Regions from separate parts of the Homo sapiens genome. Here region 2 is linked to region 1. A link is a loop called in an ENCODE intact Hi-C map of the cell type or tissue named here. Cell type or tissue: gastrocnemius medialis. All regions are shown on one strand. Each heading gives the region's core, and the rest is flanking DNA. Links, peaks and the distances in the headings are about the cores only.

The links. Hi-C counts contacts between places; a loop is a spot of excess contacts. Peaks named below come from ENCODE experiments on the same cell type or tissue, not always from the same donor. Only the 100,000 strongest peaks of a DNase experiment are listed, where the experiment ranks them.
Region 2: a loop joins it to region 1, with 2.6 times the contacts of the local background. A loop is called at or near these places in 4 of 110 quality-filtered maps.

Annotation. Positions count from the first base shown.
Region 1 is chr4:99,719,821-99,729,996 of GRCh38, reverse strand. No RefSeq gene overlaps it. Among named protein-coding and RNA genes, the nearest start is that of C4orf54, 67 kb to the right of the region's middle. In gastrocnemius medialis, for the core only: no CTCF peak of the experiment used is centred there; a DNase peak (open chromatin) is centred at 6,296; H3K27ac peaks cover 5,180 bases.
Region 2 is chr4:99,629,165-99,639,340 of GRCh38, reverse strand. C4orf54 (chromosome 4 open reading frame 54) reads left to right here. Exons shown (of 3, transcript NM_001354435.2): 3 at 1-2,812. Among named protein-coding and RNA genes, the nearest start is that of C4orf54, 24 kb to the left of the region's middle. In gastrocnemius medialis, for the core only: no CTCF peak of the experiment used is centred there; a DNase peak (open chromatin) is centred at 5,390; H3K27ac peaks cover 8,000 bases.

The sequences.
Region 1 (10,176 bases), core at 1,528-9,527:
TAAAAGAGCTCTAATTAATTGGCTTAGAAAACTAAGTGCTTAAATCAAATAATTTGTCAGAAAAATGGGAATTTTAATGCCTTTTTCTTCACATGACTTTAGTAATCTTTAGGAAAAGACAGTTTTAAAGATTATTGGTAATATAAAATGCCTTGAAAATGGAGATATTTGGTCTAAATTGAGGTCAGATATCAGATTTGCTAACTGCTTCAAGGTCACACGATTTCTTTGACTTTTGAAAACTATTCAATTTACCTACCTTACAGCCATTAGATTCTAGATAAGGCCTGGGGACATGTGGAATTAGCCATGCCCCCTAACTATACAAGGAAGATTATAAAGAAAGAGATTTTATATAAGAAACGATCTTGTATGGTAAATTCTTGTCCTAAAGTAAAATGACTGGTTGTTTAATAGGAGGAATGTTTAGGGCAAGTCCGAAAGTTCAAGGATATCTCAGATGGTCTGTGTAAGTCATGAAAGGATCTGTGCAAGGAAATTTATGTGAGAAATGTACATTTCAAAGGTTGTTAGGCCACCTCAATGCTTCATAAAATGCCACTATGACTCTTACTGTAAAACTTGCCTGCTTAAGTAAGGTAAGGCCTGGGATATGTGGAGTTAGCCACAGCCCCTAGCTATGCTGGAGGGCCAGCTGTTAAATGCACTTCTGTCTGGTGTGTCCTAGGCTAGGCTCCACATCTAGTACATAATTAAAATCTCAAATTTACCAAGGTTTTCACCAAAAATAGAAGTTGCTAAGACTTAACATTATAACATGTAATTAAAACTACTAAAGAAACAATTTTTCATGAAAGGTGTGAAAAGAAAGTAAAAGTATTTTTGGTGAAAGATTATAAGAAGTCGTAGGAATGTGGATTTTTTCAGCCTAGAATAAAGTGTTAAAGGATTGTTTTAAGTAAAAAAAATCTAAAGGTTTAAACAAGTTACGGAAGATTTATAAAAATTAATTGTAAGACATTCTGTGTGTGAACATATTGGCTAAAATTAAAAGGGTATTATTCAATTTTTCTGTAAATTAAACATTGGAATAGAAGCACAACAGATTTTTCTTAGAGCATTAATCTGCTGTTTCACAAAAATGTAAAGGGTTATAAAAGGTTTATAAGAATATTACCTTGTGGTTAAACATTAAAATTGATTAAATATGTCTATAAGGTTTTATTAAAAATTGGGATTAACATTAATAGCACATTAATGTAAAGGTGTAATTTGGCTTATTTGGTATAAAATCATACAGGAAGCATTATCAAATGTGAAATAGTGTTTTGCTTTCTTTGGACTATATTTGCATAAAAGTGTTATTGGTATATGTTTCAAAGTTATGGGAAACTCCTATAATTCTAATATGAATTAGTATATGTTATTAATAATTATAATTATTATGTAAAATTTTGTGTGTCACAGAAGTAACTAAATTTCCTTATCAATTGTGGTTAAACTTTTTATCATCCACAGACAATTGTTGTCTTGTTTTAATCCTCTTTAGAAGGTGGTTTATATAATCAACTATAGAACTCTTGCAGGTGTTCTTAAACACAGGTTTGCTGGCTGGGTGCAATGGCTCATGCCTGTAATCCCAGCACTTTGGGAGGCTGAGGTGGGTGGATCACCTGAGGTGGGGAGTTCAAGACCAGCCTAACCAACATGGAGAAAACCCATCTCTACCAAAAATACAAAAATTAGCTGGGCGTGGTAGCACATGCCTATAATCCCAGCTACTTGGGAGGCTGAGGCAGTAGAATCACTTGAACCTGGGAGGCAGAAGTTGTGGTGAGCCAAGATTGCGCCATTGCATTCCAGCCTGGGCAACAAGAGCAAAACTCCATCTCAAAAAAAAAAAAAAAAAGAAAGAAAGAAATGCAGGCTTTCTGATAACTTTGGAGATTGTGACATCAGAATAAAAGAAAAAACTTTCAGAACTCTCATAGAGAACTGAAATGTTCATAACCATCAAACAGAAGTTAACTACATGGCCTAAACTGAAGAAGTTTAGTCTTTTTAACTTTGCTTAAAACGTTGCTGATCCTCTGTTTTGTTTTTCAGAGTCAAGGAAACTTTTATTTTGAGCTATTTACAGCTTTTAACCATTGATTGTACTCCTATGAACAAAATTTGGAGCATATTTATTTCTCTCTACCTGATTTCTCCAGAATTTGGAAACTAGTTGTGAGTATTCTTAACTTATGGCACTATAGTTATTTGCATAGGTGCAATAAGAGGCTGTTTTCCTTTGTAACAGGACACAATTGGAGAAATTGATTATTTTGCCAAGGCCTTGACTGGAATAGTGTGTTTCCCTTTAGGGAATTTAACTTGACTTACAGAGCCACTAAAAACCCCTTGGGGAACTGGCCTCATACCTTGCCTACAGCAATCCTTGTAGAGGGTTTCTAATATATGGTAAGTAAAGAATGTAACTTTCTCACAGGTCTGGGAGCCCCAAGTTATCTCCTCAAAAGGAGAGGAATTTACCCAACTCATAGGTATTTGGCAGGGCTCAGCTTTTAAAAAGTCTTATCTGAGATTCCTTATGAAACAGAGTTCCATCAAAGATAATTAAAAAGCCTATGTGAAAAATAATTATTCTTGCTGCATTTTATACAAATAATCAGGCCAAGTATAATAAAGCAAATCAGTCGTACTATAATTTGTCTTTAGTAAAACTGGGAAACTGGAGTGAGAAATACTATGTTTCAAAAGCTATGGTACACTTGTTATTAAATTCTAGTCTTATTATTGTTTTTAAGTTTGTTTCTGCATTTAGACTGACCCTGCTTATTCCTGTAAACCAACCAGTGATCTCTGGCTGCTGCTCAGAAGAAACAAGAGGGATGGGTAATGTAAAAATCTGGATCAATATTCTAATTCTGGGCACATTACAATCAGCTAACAACTCTGTATCAGCTTAGTTCCAGCAGTTGCCCAGTTCATGAAGAGCCTTCTAATTTAATTTACCTGGAATAATGTTACTTATTTTTATTTGCTTTTGTGGAATATATTGCTGTTACACTCTTTGTGTAGGAATACGGGACAAGCTTACTGAATGTTTTCTTAAATTATACACTTATTAATCTTGCAGATGTCACCTTTTGTTGAAACTCAAGAGTTATGAATGGACCTTACCATATTGATGCTTTCTGACTGAGCTCCTCTCTACCCTGAATTCAAGAGACCCCTGATAGTTAGGCAGGAATATCATTGCCCAATTCAGCCTGAAGAAGTTATAGAAGATGGACCTTCATCCCTCCGCAACCCTTAGGATTAAGAGTTCTCTTATAAAAGGGAGGGGGGAATGTCAGAGGCATGTGAACCAGAACAACTCCATCTTAAATAGGAGCTGGGTAAAATGAGGCTGAAACCTACTGGGCTGCATTCCCAGACAGTTAAGGCATTCCAAGTCATAGTATGAGATAGGAGTTCAGCACAAAATACAGGTCATAAAGACCTTGCTGATAAAATGGGTTGCAATAAAGGAGCTGGCCAAAATCCACCAAGACCAAAGTGGTGATGAGAGTGACCTCTGGTTGTCCTCACTGCTACACTCCCTCCAGCACCAAAACAGTTTACAAATGCCATGGTAATGTCAGGAAGTTACCCTATATGGTCTAAAAAGGGAAGGCATGAATAATCCACACCTTATTTAGCATATCATCAAGAAGTAACCATAAAAATGGGCAACAAGCAGCCCTTAGGGCTGCTCTGTCTGTGGAGTAGCCATTCTTTTATCCCTTTACTTTGTTAATAAACTTGCTTGCTTTCACTTTGCACTGTGAACTCGCCCTGAATTCTTTTTGTGTGAGAGCTAAGAACCCTCTCTTGGGGTCTGGATTAGGACTCCTTTTCTGTAACAACACCACCATCCATTTGTAATCCAAGTCGGGAACCCAATACCATCATTGATCCTCTTCTTTCTCTCCCCAGTTTGTCACTGAGTCTTGAGGAGTCAACGTTTTTTTTCTTTTTAAAAGACGTTAAATGCAGAAATAGAAATCTAAATTAACCTTCCACGCAGGCACTTACTGATGAGTCTAATGTTGAATCATGGGCTAATACACAACATCCTATGCTGTATTGTCTTCCTCTCCTTCTACCTTGCCCTCCTTCCCCTTGAAATTTCTTCCTTTATCGTTTGGGAGGAAATATCCTCCTGGAGGCTCGGTAGGAGGTCCATTGTTTCCTGATACCTCACCACCTTTGTTTTTGGATATAGACTCAAAGCCAGGTAGATAGTTGTTTTCAAAGTGAAAATCAGGATGTGAGCAAAGGCATGTGTTTTTGAGTATAGACTCAAAGCCAGATAGATAGTTGTTTTCAGAATGAGAATCAGGATGTGAGGAGCAAAGGTGAGTGAGATCCTCAACTGAGGCCTATCGAATGAGAACAGGTGGTTTTACTTTGCCGGAGTTCCCTCTGGTTCCTTAAGTTCCCAAGCATGAGTCTTTGAGGATGTCTGGTACATCTTTCTGGAATGCATGAGCTAATTGGCTAGTCTGGGGATGTCTGTCATATATGTAAGAGGGTACCACAATTTATGACTCTGTGGACTATTTGGCTTTATGCACATTTAGCATATAAACTCCTATGTATAGTAAAAGACTTACTATGGCTTCATTATTCACTCCTTAAAAGATGTTTTGCTTGTGAAGTTACTCCCAACAGTGTAATAAAGACCATTCCAATGCAATTAAAATATATTTTGATTTACAAACAAATGTTTCAAAGGCAGATATCTTCTGCTGTGTCAGGTGATATATATGGGGTGGAAGAAAAGGACAAATGGGCAGTCCCTGCATTGCTGGAAGAATCATATGTATACACACATTGAAAAAGGAGAAAAAAGCTTTCTTTTAAAAACTTATTGATGCAAATCAGTTTATAGAACCAAATCCAATTTTAAATCCATAGTGTCTTCATTGTTTATAGTTTACAAATCTCTTTCTATGGTTTAATATGAACATAAATAAATGCAGTAAAGTTATTTATTTATATTTTCTTTCCCTTGATGTTTTGATCTCATGATAATATAAAATCTCAGCATGCAGAAGTTCTTTAGTGAAATGTCCTTCGAAAATTCCCAGTGTCACTTAATGACATATAAATGGTTACAATACAAGCATTGGCTTTTTCCCATAAGACACACATTTTTCCTGTTACATAGGACCACCCATGTTCTGATTTGATCCCAGCCATAAAGCAAAAGGGAACAATCTTGCAGTAGTTGGCTCAGCCATCATGCCCATCCTTGCACAAAGCCAGACTGGAAACTTCATTCCAACATGAATACTAGGTTACCTTTCTTTTCCCAGGCTATACATCTCTTTGACTAGCTTTCTTCATGTATGAACACCAAGCCTCCTGGTGGTGAGGATGATTGAGGAGCAGGGAAATAAAAGCACACTAGATAAATCTCATTTTACAAATTATGAGGAAATCTGGGCTCTAAACTCTAACACAACATAAATTAGCTTATCCTGTTGGATTTTTATATAATTTTCTAGGGCCCTATATCTCATATTTACTAGTTTTAGTGATGTTAATGCTTATGGTTGTGCATGGACAGAGCTGTCTGATGGGTTTATAGGGAGGCTAACTCTGAAACACATACCAGACTGAGACTGCCCCTGTAACAATTCCAATAGACTTTCCAGGAAAAACCTCTTTCTAACCCAGAAAAAGCCCATCCTCTATTTTTTCTTTCATTGAGCTCCATCTAATGGCAATTGCATGCTTTTCAACAAGGAGAGAAATTCATGGCTTCCAGGTAAACAGTAAACTCTCTCAAGGGTGTCAAGGGAGCTGAGTTTGGGCTTTCTCAGTAACAGTAGTTAAGCCTTGGGGTTTATCATTTTCTGCATCAGGATTTTACTGATTGGACTGATTTCAGTTCAGGGCACACAGAAAGTCAATGCAAGAGAAAGAATATGCTTTTACTTAATCATATCATAAAGCAACGTACCCCTGGTGCACAGCTCCAAGACACATTTGTCAGAGCCATCCAGCTGTTTTAAATGCCAAGTCAGATAAGGAAATAGCTGGCTTGAGACAGAAGACTTCAGGCAGCCTCTAGAACAGCCCTTTACTGCATTGTTTTATAACACTGAGGCAATGTAGAAACGTGCAGAAAAATGCACACAGCAGTGGGTGTGCATTTCAAGATGAAAACAGTGAGAGCAAAGATCCATGACTCATTGGTCACTATACTGCTCATAGGAGTGGAGAGACCTGCAGTAACTGTTCCAAGGCTGTCATTCAGTAGCTGCTGAATGCACGCTCTGCTGAGTCACTGGCCTTGGCAAATCGTGTTGGCTGGGGCATGGTAGGCAGGTGATAGAGAAAAAAAAGCTGCTCTTTAAACTTAGCTGCTCTTTAAACTAAGTTAGTTCATTTTATAAGACACACTTTTAATTTTAGTACATCTCTTCTACTTCTTATGTTTGAGCCATTCAAACAATATTATAAATATTTTTACTTATAAATGTCTTGAATAATTACAAATAATCAGTCTCCAGGGAGAAGGAGACTGGCTTTTTCTTCTCTCCCACCAAATATGTAGATACATGCATACACACATATGCACACATACACACACAGATGTATACACACACACACTTACAACTGCCTGCCTAGGGAGAATTTGTGTTTTTTCCTCATAAATGCTGGTTTGGAGAAATTAAAGAATCCAATACTAGATATGGAATAGTACAGAAAAAATGAGCAAGACCCATCGAAGGCACCCCTGTCCCACATCTGTGACTAAAGGCCTCGGTTGTATACAGCGCTGTCCTTGCATTCAGCGTGAACTCAGGCTACCATTCGAGGTGGGCTCCTCTGGGAAGCATTGCCAGCTCCCACCTCAGGCCTTTACACCAACTTGCCTAATTGGAAAGATTTTCTATCCTCTGAGTGAGCCAATAAGTATTTCCGCTGAAAGGCTGTGAAAGGTGGGAATGATACATCCGGAAGCAGCTGTTTGAGTTCCAAAACACCCATCAGGCCAGCTGGAGTTCCCTTTATTGTCTGTTTGTTATTGAGATAAAGTTGCTCCTTATAGAAGAAGCCGGCTTCTCAAGGGCATTGCATTTCAAGTGTCTTACTATATTTACCCATGTCCAGTAGGAGTGACTTTGCTCTTCCAGTCAAAGGTGAATGATGATCACAATGCCTTGAACATAAAACATGACCTAAGGGCTGGGATGACAGTAAAAGAGAGGCCAAAAACGCAGTCATATATCTCCTTTCAATTTCAATTAATTTAGGATCATCCACCCAGCTCCCCAAACCAGATACTTCTTTAATATCTCTGCTACTGTTTTGTTTTTTGGCCATAATTTTTGTTAACAAGGAAATTCTTGTCCTGGGCAGCCTTCTCCTAGAGGGCAGTAGAATAGCAATTTCTGTAAGGAAATAAGGATTTAAAGAGAGAGAAAAAGTCTCTGTGTCCTTCTATACTGAACTTGTTGCCTCCCTTCGAAGTGCCAGATTGTTGCTCAGGAGGACTTTTGTAGCATCACAGGAATTGCTCCTTCACTTATAACCTTATTTCTTTACCCCTCCACAGAATGCAAGCTCCAAAAGGATTCATTAGCATGCAAACTCCCTTATAACCAACACCCACACTGTGTCTCAGACCTAAAGGTAATAATGCAGGCCCATAATCCTCTTCCTTCCCTGAGACAGGGGAAGGTGTATTTCCTCAATTCTTCTCATTCATCCACCCACTGGGAAGATTTCAGGTTGGCCTAGAAATAAAAAGCTCAGGATATGACGCAACAACATTTAAGCCCTGCCATTCTTCTGACTGCCACAATTCAACAGTTCTTAGGATTGCCTGTGCCAACTTATCAGATATTCATTCAGCCTCAAATAACAGAGCTGTCCCAAGAATGGCTTACATTCATGAGGGTTATTTCCCAGAAACTTGCAGTTTATTTTATTGTCTGCAATGGTATCACCCCTCCAACTCTGAGAGAGTCTAGGGAGTTGAGATTTTTAGTCAGGTACATTGTTACTTTGAAAAATATGAATAAGGAAGCTGGGGGAAGAGGAATGAATTTTGGGTAACAAAATAGTAACTCATGACTGCTACAATTCCAGCATTTGTTGTGCTTGGCAAATAGTAAGTTACACATATGTATTAAATGAGGCCCTAAGATGGTAAGACAAAGCATGATCAAAGTCAGAGCACTTATCCTGAAATGATTAGCCCTTTTGGGATGTTACATGTGACTAAGAAAGCATGCCCAAGAAAGTTTCATGGGCATAGACATAAGCATAAAAAGCAAATAACTGATTCAGTTCTACTTCATCCTTGCCTCACTCTATGAAACAGAGAGAGAGGAAACTCAGAATAGGTCTTTAATGTGATTCTAGTCATTCTTATAGTAGTATTATAGCTCTCAAAGTTACAAGGACCTTGACACTAGCTCTTTCCTCAATTATGTGTATGAATTCCAAGGGCAACGGTCCTCACCACATTTCAGATCTGATATCATGTCTATAATTTCATAGAAAGCATCTCAAAAAAGGTACATGACTCATTATTATTGTCTTGGGAGAGACTTCATTATTTAGCACCTTAATCACAGATGAATTTTCATATAACAGAGGTGTCCGATGATGTCTTTGACTTCAATGAAACCTTGACAATTCACTTCAACAAGGTTTATGATGCATCAACTGTATTCCAAAGACTGTGCTTGTTCCTGAGAATACAGAGAGGAATTATACACTGCTTCTCTCCTCAAGCAGTTTATAATTCAGTGGTGAGAGATTGCTGATACGGTGAGTGTTATGACAGTGGACAAGCATGATGCTGTAAGATGATGATGGAACTAAACTCATTTGGAAAATATTCTCTAGGGTTGTTAGAAAGATCTGAGATGGGCCTTGGGGTAGAGTAGGACTTTATCAAGTAGAAGGAGGTGGTTGAAAATTGTATCCTTTTGCATTTAATTTATTAAAATAATTACATTAGCACTAGGTAAGAAAGAAATGCTGAGTATGAAAGAAGTCTGTGTTTGGGAGAGTAAAAGTTTGAATCTGAATTAAAACCATACCTTTAAAGATGGTTACTAAACCTGTTGAAGATATAGTCATTAGGCACATCACTGCCACAATCCTAAGAAATGTGAAAAATATTTTGCAGACTGATGAAACTTTCCAAAGACTAAAGATATAAACTCTCTTTTCCCTTGACCTTTGATGGAGAAAGTTGAGAGTCACAGGCAACCTTCCCATAAATTTGTAATTGTGAGTTGGGAAGTGCCATTCGGTCCCTTGGAGAGCAAAACCTTTCCCAAACTAAGGATTCTCAGATTACAGTCTGCTTAAATGATTTCAAAATACTTAAAAGGATATTTAAAAATTAAGTCAAGGATCTAGCAATTTTCTTCATAATGCAAAATGCCCAGATGTTTATAGAATTTACATTTGCAAAGTTGGAAAGTAGGTAAAAAGCAATGTGACCAAAATCTTCAGACTGAAGCTTTGCCCCTGCTAGGAGAGAACAGCTGCTTCTGTGACAGTCTAAGAAAGAATTCATGCCCCCTCCAACCTCCACTCTAATCTCCTTTCCCTGACTAACATCAGGGGAGCAGAGATAATCTAGCTCAGAAGTCACATGGAGGTAGATGTTACAGGAGACCAAATATCCAAACTGTAGTCAATCAAAGCACATGATATGGTTGTAGATGACTGACCCAATTGGAGCTTAAAATGATAGTACAGAAGAGATGCCTTGGCACTCTGTGTAGAATAGTTAGATATTTTATCCCCTCCCAGATACTCTGTGTTGCTGTTTGTTTTTTAAACCCCAGTCAGCTTGGATGTTTCAAGTTGTGTTTTTTTCATTTTTCAAAGCTCTGATGTGTGTTCCACATAGAGGTATCCAAATTTAGCACATCTTTGGCTTGAGAGAATGTGCTTACTCTTTTATAGCGTATTTACTGTCGTGTTACTTTAATTTAGTTGTGGGTTGCAACCGAGCATGGCACAACTGCCTGTTTCATTGTGTGTGTGTGTGTGTGTGTGTGTGTGTTTTCTCTTGCACTGCTTTTTGCCTCTTCACGGAAAATTTATACACAAGCTAGGCTGATGATTAGTTCCCTAGTGAGAGTAGCTCACACTCTCCTCTGGGAATGTAGGAAATGGAGC
Region 2 (10,176 bases), core at 1,321-9,320, 90 kb after region 1:
AGGTAACTTAATATTGACCCAAGAAAGTAGAATCCCTTTCAGAAATCTTACACTTATTTTACTGAAAGCAGCACCAAGAAACCTCCAGTATTTGAATACACCTGGTGAAACCTATATAGGATTTGGGTGGATAGTACCAAAATTGTTAAGACTGGTTTAAAGCCAAATGCGACTTTCAGGAAAAACCAGTGGCCATGTTGAGTAGTGACTGCTCACCAACTCTTCCAAAAGAGAGACAACTCCTTCTCTAGAAAATGTGGTAGAGTTGAGGGCTTGGGACCCCTAATCTATGTATCAGTGTTTCTCACCAGCAGATTTGAGTTTTAAATTCTCACACTGAGGTAAATTAGGACACAAACTAAGGAAAGAAAGAAAAAGCTTTTCATTTGTTTGTTCTATACAAGAGGCTTCACCTTTTAGGAAGTTGCCAAGGACACAGTGATGTCCAAGTGGCTAAAAACGCAACTTTTAAATAATGTTCTATTAATATCATGTCATCTATCGATAATTTTATGGTTCTCTATTTCACCAAATCATACAAAGCTGCTAGGCCATTCACTACCTCCAGTGATAGGGAAAAAATATTTTCACGGGCATGAGGTAAATCTCAATCTTGATTTTTATTGTTTTGTCATTTCTTGAGGTTGCATGAATATTTGAATGAAGTGATATACCCTTCCTTTTATAGCTCAAGGGGAATCAAACAAGAGCCTATGAAGCCTTCTGACCCATAAAACTATTACCCTAATAATGTCCCTTTAGTTACTGAACTTCCCTTTTATTTTTTATTACTATAAAACCATTAGTAAAACATTTCCTAAATAGTGCCTTGAACTTGAATCTAATCAGAATTGCAGAGTCTGGCTTTTATAATATCCTCTTAGGGTTATATGTGTGGCTTAGTTTTCCAGAAGATCCACTTTTTACTTGTTGATAAAATGGTCATATTTGAAATATGTCCCATTTCAATCATTTCTGGAAAACTGAACACATGTGTAACCGTATAAAAATTTAATTCGCCAGAATGTATGTTTTTAAAAAGTACTCAATGAAGTTGCCCTCAGGATTAAGTGAAGGCCCAGATATGTAGGTAATGACATAGCAGAGAGGCTCTCTATATGTCCATTTATCAGGGAGTAAATAAGCTAAAGCAAATCACACTTTATATCTTTATAACAAATCTCAACTATTGACATGCATTTCTAATACATCCTTATGTCACTGGAAATATCTGGTGATATAAATTCCTTTTTCTTATTTTCAAATTTGACATTATCATCCTTGCCTCTTAAAAAGATAGATTTTAATTGTTTTCATACTTCATAGAAATCAAAGTCTGTGTTTGCTACAAATTGAATGCTCACGTTACCTGAAATAATACTTTGGACTGCAGGACAGGACAGTATTGATTCCTAAGTAGATTGACTATAATCTCATGATAAGTATGTATATGTGCATGGGAAAACAACATTCAATAATAGTCTTTGTGTTTAAAACTATCATGGTATACATTTTCTTATGTGGTGCTTGAGGAGTTTCATTCTACAGTTTACAAGGTGTAGGTTTGCACCCCAAATTCTCAGGGTATGCTATTTCACCCAAATACTTGAAAGAAAAAGGTGCCCTGTATTTTATCAGTACTGTTGAGGGGGAAATTTTTTGTGTAAGTTTGTTTGATAAAACTGCTTATAAAAATCAAATTCACAAAATATGTTAGGCTTTCACATAATTTCTAAGGAGATATATGTAGAAATAAGATATATATTATCAAGAGACTGCTTATATATTCTTAACTAGCTTCTGGGTCCTAAGTAGACCTCACAGGTGCATAAAATCATTAATAAAGCATGTAGCACTTGCTAATTGGTGCCTTAAGCTTGAATCTAATCAGAATTGCAGACTCGGGTCCTCTGGGAAAAAAACATGTCCGTCTGTGGCACGTGTGAGTACTAGGCCCAGGGGAAGAGTCTGAAAATTGAATTCTTTTGTGTGTCCTGTGTCTCAGAAGAGAACTGAATGTTCAGAGCAGCGTTTGTAAGCTATTAACATTCAGTATTTCGTGTTGCAACTAGAACACATTATTAGATTTATTCCTGTTTAATTCATAATGGTGCAGAATAAAACACACACATCTGATTTGATTTCTTTTTCTTTTTTTAAGTTTCATAATTGCTTTTTATGGCTAGTGTTAATGGCAAAAAGTCCTTTCCAGGGCTCCCTGAATAATCTACCATACCTGTATCCATAGCAGGTGATGCTTTTTTTTATCCCCACTTTGAAGACGTGTGTTTCTGTATTTACACATAAATCATACTATTGTATATTAAAGACAGCAGTGGTTGAAAAGAATGTGAACACTGTAGAAGTTATGTTGGAAAAAAGGAGAGTAAATTGTGTGATTAATGGGGAAGGATATTGGATAATGTTATACCCCGGACTATGAAAAAAGCTGGTGGTAAATGGGAAGAATGTGAAATTTTAAACTGCTCTCAACGTAGGAATCTTGGTGGAAAAGTTCCTACCTGAGGTCTGATATGATTCAATTATAGAATGCAATGAGCTTGGCCAAGGGGACTTTGAATCCAGCCAAGGAAACTTTGAATCTCGACAGCTCTGAGAATCACATTTTCAGTGCATTGAATATGGAGTAAACTATTTAGACAAGGATTCTGTGAGACTAGGCTACTTACCTTTAATTGCCAGCATTTGTAAATGATTGTGCAATCTTGTGTAATGGTCTTTTATTTTGACTGTTTTGGAAAAAAAATGTTTTATTGTTTTTTTTTCCCAGTAAAAATTACTTCAAAGAAAACGTACATTGTTTGTCTTTACTTTAACTCAAAAAACAAGCTATGGATAGTTTTATTTTCTTCTACTTTAAATCCTTCATTTAATTAAAATACTCTATTAGTATTTCACATCCAGGTACTATTAATTTTCTATTGCTGTGGTAACAAATGACCACAAATTTAGTGGCTTAAGACAACACAAATTTATGATCTTACAGCTCTGGAGGTCAGAAGTCTGGTATTGATTTTTGTCTGTACCCAGAGTATTTTACTTCCTGTACCTAGAGTATTTTGGCCAACCTAAGGAGTCTGATCTGAGCTTGGCTCATTAAGTAGCATTGTGAGGAACACCTACCAAGGTGTCTGACATTCCACTGACACCAAAGAGCAACACAGACAACATGTGTCCCTGAGAGTCCACAGTGAGGCCCCAGAAAGTAATGTGGTCGTCCCTCTCAAAAACTACATATCAGAGACATACATTTTGGAAACCTACTGCACAGTGAAGATTAATGCTGTAACATGTCCCTTAAATAATCCACTAGTCAATTGAGATCACTATAAACCTTAAGATTAAGACCCCAAAACACTTGAACCCATATTGCACAAAGACAGACATCCAGGATTCCTCACATCTGTCTAGTGGTTGGGGAATATAGAGCAAGAAAGGAAATTAAGGGCAGTTTCAGATCTTATATGTCACCTCTGAGTCACCTCTGGCTTCTGGCTCTTGTTTCTAATCAATTCTCAAACTACAGTCTCCACTTTGCACCAAGTATGCGTCATTTTTCTCTGCACTGCATTACCCCACCAGCCTTCATTGCAGCACACTCACCCCATCCTGAGTATTCCAGAAACAGCGACTGTATGTGTGGCAGGATTTGGCTGAAGGTTTGCTGTAACTCGATGGAGATTAGCAGGTAGTTCATCATATGGCAGGCAGCTGCATTAGCATACACCTTAAACCTGAACCACTGGCATTCCAATTCTTAAATAGCCCCATGCCATCTCTGGCACGAGATCATTTTCTCTGGTTGTTGAGTTTATTTGTGCTCCAGACACTCTCCTAATTGCTAGAGCCCTCTACTTTCATCTTCCACTTCCTCTGCTCCCTAGATTTCTGGCTCCCCATCCTCCATGTTTCTGTAATTTCTTGTATACAGCAATTTACCTATCTAATGAATCCCTACTGATGCAGACCCACTACACTATATCCAGAAGATCTTACTTTCATAAATAAGCATGCCCATTGTTCTAGTTATGTACTACTGAGAAACAATCTACCTCAAAACTTAGTGGCTAAAAATAACAAAAATCATCTGCTTAGCTCATGAATCTGCAATTCAGGCAGGGCTCAGCATGGCAGATTTGGGTGTGATTCACATAGTATCAGTCTAGGAATGGGAGAATCCACTTCCAAGATGGCACACTCACATGACTGGCAAGTTGATGCTAGCTGTCAGCTGGAAGCTTAGCTAGGCCCAAGAGAAAAGGGTCTTGATTCCTCTTCATTTGGGCATCTTGCTGCTTGGGCTTCCTCAGAATATGATGGCTGGGTTATAACAGTAAGTATCCCCAGAGACAGGAGGCAGACAGTGCCAGTTTCTTAAGACCTATTTCAGAAACTGACAGAGTCACTTTCATCATCTCTATTTGACAGGAAATCACAGAGCCCAGATTCAATGGACAGGAACATAAATTCTACCTCTCAATGGGTGGAGTGCCAAGAACTGGGGGACATGTTTTAAAAGCACCATACTCATTAAGAGGTGTTTTTAAACGGTTTTTTTTAAAAGGAATTCTTAAGTCAGTTCTTCAATCAGTATCATCTCTGTGAAATAAGTTTAGTAATAGCACTATTATTAACAGTATATAAAACACTATAGTGTGTGTTTATGTATATAATATACACAAACACAATATATTTAACAGTATTACAATATACCATATTATATTTATGACATATGTATCATTATAATGAGAAAATTATGAGATAATATGTATCACTCCTAGCCTATAGTTAGCATTCAAGAAACATTAACTGCTATGATACACCTCCCCATTATAGAACCTCTGCTTCTGAAAACTTCAAATTCACTGTTATACAGCGTACTTAAAAATACTCAATCATTTATTGGGATTCCTTGTATGCATTATATTTACAAATATAATGCATATTCATTGAAAAAAATTTAATTACAATATTTTAAAAATTAGAAAGCAGGGGGAAAAATTTTTACTTGGAGACCCACTGCACAAATTGCCTCTAGAAAATAAATATTTATAAGTATATTTGATATTTTACATGCTATTTTGTTGTCTACTTTTTTTTGCTTCATAATATTGTACCTCTTCATTTACCAATTGTCAGGTTCTAACGAAGATCCAAGGGGAGTCGGTGGGCGAGTGCGGGGGAGCTGGAAAAACACTCAAGGAAACGTAGACAGTTTCGACATGGCTTTACTCTTTCTAGGCACGAGCGAGTCCAGGCACGAGCCATATGTACAGCGTTAGCAGGATAATTATACCTTTTACAAACAATAGTCGCTCCAAGCCTAGCATGAACTCACGTGGGTGATCACCTAATGCGCCTCATGTGGCGTGGTTACACAATGAGCAGAGTTGTGCACCTCTGCTCCAAACTCACTGAGTCATGCTGGACTGGATGTCTGCCTCGGCCTGTTTTGACCACAGCACATCCATTTTCCTTACACCAATATTCTACCTCTTTGTCTTCCAATATTCTTGGAGGAATGACTTTTAACTGCTCTATCTTTTTTCTCATATAGCTGTATTATAATATGTTTAATCAATCTCATATTTTAAAGTATTTATAGTTTGGAGCTATGAAAATGATGCTGCAATAAATATTTTTGAACATAAATCTTTGTAAGCATCTCTGATTATTTTCATGAGGTAAAGTCCTCTAATTAGAATTACTAAACAAAAGTGCATGAGCATTCTTAGAAATTTTGACACATGAGATTTTGAAATGTCTTCCTCCCTCCATCTCCCAATTCCACCATCCCCCTACACACCTAAATCACCAGTTCCTTAGAAATATTCTATGCTAATGAGAGCTGCCATGCAAACACTGCATTTAGAAACCTCATATTTTAGCACTTCACTTATTTCAAATTATCTTGAAGGTGGAAGCATGAGCAGCTCCTTGTGATTTGCAGAAATACATATTTCACTGCAGAAAGTAGTATATAAACTTTTACTTTGACATTTCCCTCACTTGCTACTTTACAGACATCAGGAAAGAGTAATGGACTAATGGTCTTATGTGGTCTTAGGATTGTCCTTGTCTTTCTTCGTTCCTGGGTCAAGTTTCTCTAGAACAGGGCTCTCAAAGTGTGGTCCCCACATCAACAGCAGGGGAAACTTAACGTGTTTTCAATGCAAACCCTCAGACCATCTTACACCTGTTAAATCAGAAATGGACAGGGAGTGGTGAGAAGCTGCAATCTGTATTTTAACAAGCCCTCCAGGTGCTTCTCATGCAAATTTGGGAACCACTGCTCTGGAACACTGTGCCCTGGCAACACAGTTTGGTCACTTCCTGGACGGCAGCAAGACTGATATTCCTGAGTAGAAAACTCTGCTCTTGACCCATTATATTAGTGTACTAGTCCCCAGTGAGATATTTTCTCTCCAATCCTCATTTTCCTCAACGATCTTTAAAAATGGAGACAATAAATGCCTGCCTCAGGGTTTTTGTGAACATTTCATAAAAACAATTCTTAAAAAATATTGTTTTCCTTCTATATTGATACAGTTAATCTAGCCTTTATTTTTTGAACATTTATCTTTTTTTTTTTCTTTTGAGGGAAGTGTCAGAGTACCAGGGCATGAGGGGAGAGTAAATTGCTTTGCTATGGAGGCTGTAACAGAAATCTGCCCACTTCAAATGGCACCTTGGACATCCTGAAGAGCAGTTTAAGTTATGGATGTCCTTAGCATCCATAGGGAACAGCTCAGGGGTCATTGAACACAGACTATACACTGCATGAAGAATACTGAGGATATATACATGGCGCTGAGTTTGAGAAGCTCACACTTTATTTAGAAAGATATTTACATAAGTAATCTTAAAGTAAAACTTCTAAAAAATAATGACATAAGGCAACAGAGAAAGGCAGTCACCTAAGTTGGTTTGGTTAATTTCCAGTTGGGTTATATATTTAATAAGCATACATGGGAAGCAAGTGTCTCCATAGCTGGCAGATTCTATGTGCAGAAAATGTAATAGGAGCTGGGCTTGGTAAGATTTGTTTCGGCAGAAGGGAAGGGGGAAGGCAAGAACACAGAAACAAACAGCTAAGGGTAAGATCTGTTTGGGACAGTGCATATTTCAGGGGCAGGAAAGGTGATATTCATGAAAAGTCATGCATAGGAGACAGGAATGAAGTGTGGAACCTGAGTGTGAGGAGAGAATTGAATTCTAGTCTTAGGAGCTCAGACTGGATCTTGCCATAGGTAGCAGACTCCTCTAGAGTTAAATCTTGCAGAATTAAATCCAGACTCTGCCTTTCGCCAGCTGTGAGACATTGGACAAGTCACTGAATCCCTCTGTTTTGATTCTTCCTAAACAAATCTAGTGTGTAATAATAGTTCCTACTTGGTAGGGTTCTTATGAGAAGGAACTGATTTAATGCCTGTAAAGGGCCTAGAGCAGTACATGGCACTTAACAAGTGTAATATAAAATGTTTGCTAAATAATAAAGGTAGAGAAAACTTTGTTTAGGCATGTTAAGTAATGTTAATTCTTGGGAATTGTCTGCTCACCTAACAAGTGCTTTGTATTTACCATAACTCCTTCAGATCTCATTAAAGAGCGAATGTCTGTTTTTTTTGTTGTTGTTGTTTTGTTTTTTTCTTTTTTTGACGGAGTCTCACTCAGGCTGGAGTGTGGAGTGCAGTGGCATGATCTTGGCTCACGGCAACCTCCACCTCCTGGGTCCAAGCGATTCTCTTGTCTCAGCCTCCTGAGTAGCTGGGATTACAGACGCCCACCACCCTGCTAGTTTTTGTATTTTGAGAAGAGACAGGGTTTCACCATTTGAGGAATATATGAGAGCATCTCTACCTTTAAGCATCTCTGTGTATCTTGGCAATTTGAAAGATTCATTGCACCCTGAAATTTTACTCCATGACTGTTTACATGGTTAATCTTCAGGCAAATTGAGTGGGAGAAGTATTTTAAAAAGATAGATATCCCCAAACCAAATAACATTGACTCATTTTCACTAACAAAGGAAATCAGTTAATTTATAACTAAAGCCTATTCTGGAAAGAGAATGTCCACACTTTTACATGTAATCCTAGAAGATTATGGCAGGAATCTTTCTATTAAAAATAGAAGGGTGAAAATAGCTTACAGATTTACATCATGTTCCAGTTAACTATGAATAAATTAAGCTTTTATGAATAGGATGGTAGCAAAGGATGACTAATGTCACTCTAGACTAACTATAATCCCAAGATAGGAGGTAAATGATTAGCTAATATACCTCCAGCAGTGGAATTTTTATCAGTCTAAATATTCATATTTTTTTCTACTCTCATCAAATAGGATTGCAATTTTTACAACAGGCTCTGTAAGACTGCAGATTATTTCTCTGCACACTCAAGCTGAAGACTAGCAGACCTGACTCTATGCTGGGGTCTTAGATGTCGTGGACAGTAATGGAAGCTGATACAAAGTTAAAGGAAAATAGCAGTTGGTTAAGTAGCAGCTGGGGTTGAGGTAAAGTACCCATGTAGCCTAATTCAAATATCACCTCCTCGATGATGTTTTCTTCATCTTTTTTCTCTTTATGCTCCATTAGGATTTTGGATATGTTTCTTTTACATTTGTATCATTGAACTAAACTATTTTTACATGTATTGCTTCCCTCACTTCACCGAGTTTCTTGAGATAAAGCAGCATATCTTGCTTTTTTTTTAGTCTAATACATTTCTTGATTCTAATAGGTGCTCCATATTGCATAAGACAAATGATTAAATAAATTAACAAGTTGTAGAGAAGGACTCATCATATAAGCTTGGCTGGATTTCCTTCATTTTCCCCTTCAAACTACTCTTGACTGTTTCTACCTGCTTTGTATATAGTTTAGATTAATAGTGCACTCTTGCCCTCTGGCTCCTGGCTGATTCAGCTAAGGGGTGCCATCAACAGAAGACAGAGAGATGAAAGAAAGTGAAAACAGAGTTTCCCTAGTTTCCACCCAGTGGAGATGGTGAGGGTGGTTGCATCCCTCTACCCAAGGCCACAGACCAACACAGTTTATATTCTATGGATGCCAATAATCACTCCCTCCATTGACTTTTTGGGATCCCTGTTGTTAGGAGCCTCAGGGAGCTACATCATCCCTTGTGGTTTTTTCTATATCCTGCCCACATCTTTATAGAGTTTTTTGAGCTCTCCTCAAATTACCCAGTTTCAGTTTCATGTAACAACCCTATTTCTTATAGGGGCCTTGACATGGAAGGAGAAACTGATGTTAAGGAAGATGAAGACTGAGAATAGGTAGAAGTTTAAACATAGATATGACATTCTGCTCAAGTCCTAAACAAGAATGACTGAGCTGGAGTGGTGTCTTCTGGTATTTTCTTTCCTCTCAAAAATCCTATCCATTTTATTTATGATGTAGAGTTCTCTTAAGATTTTCTCCAAAAACTTTCTACTAGAACTTTCTTATTTTGTGGATGAATTTTAAATTCATTCCATGCCCCCTAGTGAAAAGACTTATTCTTTTACTCTTGGTAATTATCATATTTACAGAGGACAAAAGCAAAGAAAAATGGTAAAGAAAGGATCAGTGAAATCTCAGGTCAATTTAGGTATGCAGAGAAATGGATGAAAGTCATGTTTTTACAAAATGGAGGAATAATTTTTTATAATGTGAAAGTAGTGTTTTCATGATAAATAAACAAAACTGGTAGCCATTCCAAAACTTATGATGTTCATGGATGAATGTCCAGAAAATAGATTCACTCCATTGAGTCAAAACATAAAATGTTGCTTTACTCAGAAATTGTATAAGACTGCACATGAAAAGTTAGTATTAATGAGTACTTATTAAATGCTTGTTATGCGCCAGGAACTTGCTTATTACCTTACTTCATCCTCACAACAACCTATGAGGTGCTGCTCATTTTCCCAATGTAGAAGCTGAGAGGCTTGAAGGTTTATGTAGCAGTAGTAAGAAGAAGAGGTGAGATTTCACGTATGCAGGAGTATCTTACTCCAAATCTCCTCACTGCTGCAATCCCCTGCCTCCTACCTTCCTGGATGCTGCATGGGAAAGGTTTTCATGCCATTCTGCACCAATTCTGGAGAGTTAGAGAGAAAATTACTACTATGCTCTCCAACTACCTG